2 separate regions of the Homo sapiens genome follow, and region 2 is linked to region 1. A link is a loop called in an ENCODE intact Hi-C map of the cell type or tissue named here. Cell type or tissue: endothelial cell of umbilical vein. All regions are shown on one strand.

Region 1 (2,500 bases):
GTCGGTTTAGGCCCAGAGTGACTGGTACCATCAAGTTCATGACTTTCCACTTAGCAGTGACAGTGACCCAGGGTAGAAGCAGTTCTTGTCTGCAGCAACCAGCATCAAGGTTCAGGGTTGTAGAGTTTCAAGGCAGCAGTGTCCCTTCCCAGAGTCCAGGGTAGAGTGTGAATGGTGGAGGATCATGCCACAGTAATCTGGAAGAAAGAATAACTTTACTTTGTAGATATCGGCAGGAGAGATGTGATACATTTTGACGTTGTTGTTACTCAGAAGCCCACAGTTTAGCAGGGAGGCAAATGTACAATCATGCTGTCATAGTGAGTGTAGTAAATTTTTAGACAGAAGTGAGAATATCAAGGTCCAGGTTGCATGTCTAATTTAGCGGAATGGTTCTTGAGCAATAATGTCTGAGTTGAAATTTTATGAATGAGGTCAAATTAACAAGATGTGAATGAAGGGCAAGGACCTTGTGGACAAAGGAATCAGCAGGCACCAGGTCAAGTAGCCTCAGGGTAGTGCAGTGTAGTGTGGTTAGAAATATAGCTCTGGAGCCAAACTGCAGTGGTTACATCTTAGCTCTTCAGCTCATGAGCTGCTGAAACTTAGACATACTTAAGCATTTCTTCGAGCCTCTGTTTCCTCATCTGCAACATGGGAATGGTCATCTCTATCTCATAAGGGTGAGATGCAGTAGACTACAGTATTTGAAGGCTTCCATGTGGTGCCTGAAACCTGGCAAGCAAGCGTTCAGTAAGTGATAGTAATTATATCTATTTACGTAACATAAAGCGGTTTAAGTAAACACATCAAAGTAATGAATGAGGAGGATGAAAAGACCAGATGCAATTGAGGACTGTGTGAGTGTATGAATGTAATGTTGGTGGTAGAAATGAAGCCTCCTTCAGTGTTTTCTTGCTGTTTACTCATCCCATTGTATTGATCCTGTGATGGATTGTGACCTTTCTTCCCTTGAGTACTGTGCCATGCGCTGACTGCATCAGGCCAGCTGGTAAAATGAGACTCATTGTGAGAACGGAAGGCATAGTCAGAATGTCAAGGAGGTTAGGTCATCTGCGTCCCTAGCAATGGAAAGGAAATGATGAAATACTTCAGCTGGTTTTTGTTTGGAGCCTCCTGGTTGTGAAGGAGGATCAGCCTTCAAATCAGCTTGTTCCTGACTAGTTTAGCTGATATCCCTGCCTGGTAATTCCCTCTTCCTGTTGCAAGTGAAATCTAAACATTTCCTGAGTGCTGACTTTGTGTAGGACACTGATTTGGGTGCTGGGATTTGGAGATGGATTCTTCTTGTCTTCTAAGTGCTCATTTCTAAGTGAGAAAAGTGTTCATTTGCAGTGCAATCAGTGCTGCTTCTAGAGAGGCACAGGGAGAGGACCTTGATACTGCATCTCGCAAACAGTCAGTTGGTTATCTAGTCCAGTTTTCCCTGCAGGATGAAACCATCCTTTGAGAGTTGGCCTGACAGAGACCTTTGTTGATCCAATGGCTGGCTTTTCTGAATGCAGATGGGAATAGGCTTCAGTGGATTTGAGGAACTTTCACTTTTCTCAAACTTGCATTGATTCATTTTTTCCTACTCCTCTCCCCAAGGTCTAACTCCTTCACAGACACTGAATATGATAAAATACCCCAAGAGTTGTACACTTTCCAAGCTTATTCTATGTGTTTGTTCTCCCAACAGCTTCCCATTGTACAGCTGAGAAAATTTAAGTTTACAAAGTCCATGTGACTTGCCAAGGTCATAGAGTTAGTAATTGCTTCAGCTCAGATTGAAACTGGCTTCCAGTTGCCAAGGCCACTATTCTTTCCCATCTGCCACCCTCAGACTTGTTTTTTTCTCTTTCCTTGGCTATAGGGAAAGTACAGCCCCCATAGAAGTTTCTAAACTGCATCCAAAGCTTTCAACATGTTGTCCAGATTATTCCTAGTGTTGCCCAATATTCCCAAGGGAGACAGTTGGATCAAAAGCAGTTGTTAAAAATTCAGTGGTGATCATTACAAATGAATACCATCACGTTGACTTGATGGTTTTGTAGTGTTTAGACCCTCACATTTGCATAAGCAGCAGACAAGGAAGACCAAGCCAATTCATGAAAGTCCACTTGGGGGAAACAGAGAAACATAACGGATTACCAGCAATCTTCTCCACTTACCAGAAAAAGTCAACCAACTAGTGTTCTTCAGATTGTAAGGTGCACCTGAATCTCTTGGATCATATTAAAATGCAGATTCTGTTCCAGTTTTTAGGTATGTATGAGATGCCTGCATTTTTAACAAGCTCTCTGGTGATACCAGGCACCAGGACATAACAGCAAAGATTTAAACCACTGACTCTTAATATTTGGCTTAAATTTGGGAGCTTAAAATAATCCTGATGCCTGGGTTCTAAATCCAGAGATTCTAATTTAATTGCTCTAGGAAGTGGCCTGGGATTTCAGGATTCTAAGGTATACCAAGGTTTGATTTAAACTTTCTAGTG
Region 2 (2,500 bases), 220 kb before region 1:
CAGCCTCCAAAAGTGCTGGGTTATAGGCTTGAGACACTGAGCCCAGCCAAGCTTTTTTCTTTTTTTTTTCTTCATTTATTTCACATGTATTTACTGAAAACCTGCCATGTTCCAGGTACTGTTAGGTGCTGGAGATATAGCAGTGAACAAGACACAGGATAGACAAATGTCCATGGAAGCAGGGACAGTATTTTATTCACTTTTTTTTTTTTTTGAGATGGAGTCGCGCTCTGTTGCCCAGGCTGGAGTACAGTGGCGCAATCTTGTCTCACTTCGTGCTCCGCCTCCCGGGTTCACGCCATTCTCCTGCCTCAGCCTCCCGAGTAGCTGGGACTACAGGCACCTGCCACCACGCCTGGCTAATTTTTTGTATTTTTAGTAGAGACGGGGTTTCACTGTGTTAGCCAGGATGGTCTCGATCTCCTGACCTAGTGATCTGCCCATCTCGGCCTCCCAAAGTGCTGGGATTCCAGGCGTGAGCCACCGCGCCTGGCCTTTATTCACTTTTGTATCCTCAGCACTCAGCCCAGGGATGGGCACAGAATAGGTACTTTATACATATTTGTTGAATAAACACATGAACCTTCTCTGACTGTTGGAAAAAAACTATGCCAAACAGATCTCCTTCCTCCCTTCCACTAACTGATTTTTAACTTTCTGCACATAAGCTGTTCCTTGTGGTTAGATACGATGCGGGCTAGACACATACAGATGTCACCATTGTGTGGATTTTTTGGTCAAAGTGGGGGCACTCACTAGGTCCATTTAGCTCCAATCTCCAATAGTCTTTTGGATCTGCTGCCAGGTGAGGTGTTTTTGTTTGTTTGTTTGTTTTTTTGTTTTTCCCTAGACCTAGTGTCAGTGTCATGGGATTTTTTTTTTTTAACATGATTTTAGCTCTGATGTATTTCATTGAGTTCTCTTTAGTGGATTTATTTCATTTTCCTATAATTTATAAAGAAATAGAAATTTATACAGGCAGTTAGATCTTTTGTTTTGGAGATACACCATTTAGCAAATATCCTTGCCATTAATCTGCTTCGTATTCTGCTACTTGCTTTAGTTTCAGTTGTCTTCATCCACTTATAAAAATGCTTGCCTCACGGGGTTTGGCTTTGTTCCAGACTGCCTTGTGTATGTTGAATGTAGAAGGATGCACTTCATAAGAAAGGAATGGAAGCATAGCTCTGACAAGCCCCCACCATGAGTCAGCCCTGAGTGTCTGGAGTTTTACTGGAGTGGTAATTGATTTGTCTAGAAGAAATTGCTAAAACCTGGACTTGGGTCCCTCTAAACCTTTGTCAGCATGTGTTCTGTCTTGGTAAATCATAAAAGAAGGTCACTTTTTTTTTTTAGCTTATATTCGGGAGTCAGTAATTTTCAGGTTTTTGATCATGTGGCCTCTTTTAGGCTCTGCTTGGTCAAGAAATTCAAGACACTGCACAAGTAGAAACTGTTTATCAATTGTAGCGTGCTCTTTCCTGCTTGTCGTGGTCTCATCTGCATTAAGGTTGTTGCCTCTTCCTGGAAAAACTCCGTATATATACTCTCACTATAGGTACTCTCATGTATTTGTCTTAATAAATGGCAAAAGTTCACTAGATGACTTAGGATTACTGTAGCCATGATGACAAAGTTTTGATGTCAAAAATCAGATTTAAGAGGAGCTCTAGAGAAGAGAGAAGACAAAAATGCCAAACATAAATAGAAGGCTTCTTTGTCTGGAATGCTATGGCCTCAGGAAGAAAAAGATAAAAAAGACCTTACTCTTACTCAAACCTTCTGACACCTGTTTTCTTTGCTTCTGTCTTTCTCTCTCCACCCAACTTGATCTTTACTACCCACGTATACTCCTCTTACTCCTTCCCCTGGCTGCCCAAATAAACTTTTTCAGGGAGCATTTTTCTAGAGAAGAACAATCACATTGCACAACACCCACCTAAAACTTCTGCACTGAAGGTAGATCAAGAGAGGCCGAATTTAAACTCTGAGTAAGAGTTGAGTTGGGTAAAAATAGAATCTTCCCAAATTTCAGAACAAAAGAAAGTTTGTTTTGTATATCCTGTGTAATTCAGGATTCTGTTCGTTACTTATTGTCTTGGACTATCATATTTGTACCAATTAGTTCATTTCGTTGTTGACCTTTAGGCCAGGCACAGTGGCTCACACCTGTAATCCCAGCACTTTGGGAGGCTGAGACAGGAAGATTGCTTGAGTTTTGGAGTTTGAGACCAGCCTGGACAACATACCTCATCTCTACTAAAAATTAAAATTTAGCTGGGCATGGTGGTGTGCACTTGCACTTCCAGTTACTCAGAGGCTGAGGAGAGAGTATTGCTTGAATTTGAGAAATCAAGACTTCAGTGAGCTATAATCATGCCACTGCACTCCAGCCCAGGCAACAGGAGATCCTGACTCAAAAAAAAAAAAAAAAAAAAATTGTTGACCTTCAACAATGGGGAAAATGTTTAAGAGTAGCAGGATGAAAAAGGTCAGAAGA

What was found. A loop is a pair of places that touch in the nucleus more often than their neighbours do. Peaks named below come from ENCODE experiments on the same cell type or tissue, not always from the same donor. Only the 100,000 strongest peaks of a DNase experiment are listed, where the experiment ranks them.
Region 2: a loop joins it to region 1, with 6 times the contacts of the local background. A loop is called at or near these places in 37 of 110 quality-filtered maps.

The regions. Positions count from the first base shown.
Region 1 is chr9:114,893,968-114,896,467 of GRCh38, forward strand. It overlaps a transcript of TNFSF8 not described here. Among named protein-coding and RNA genes, the nearest start is that of TNFSF8, 35 kb to the right of the region's middle. RefSeq lists an enhancer at 1-1,070. In endothelial cell of umbilical vein, no CTCF peak of the experiment used is centred here; DNase peaks (open chromatin) are centred at 1,054 and 1,614; H3K27ac peaks cover 2,500 bases.
Region 2 is chr9:114,676,421-114,678,920 of GRCh38, forward strand. The region is part of intron 1 of TEX48 (testis expressed 48); the gene reads right to left. Among named protein-coding and RNA genes, the nearest start is that of TEX48, 4.5 kb to the right of the region's middle. In endothelial cell of umbilical vein, no CTCF peak of the experiment used is centred here; a DNase peak (open chromatin) is centred at 1,151; H3K27ac peaks cover 2,081 bases.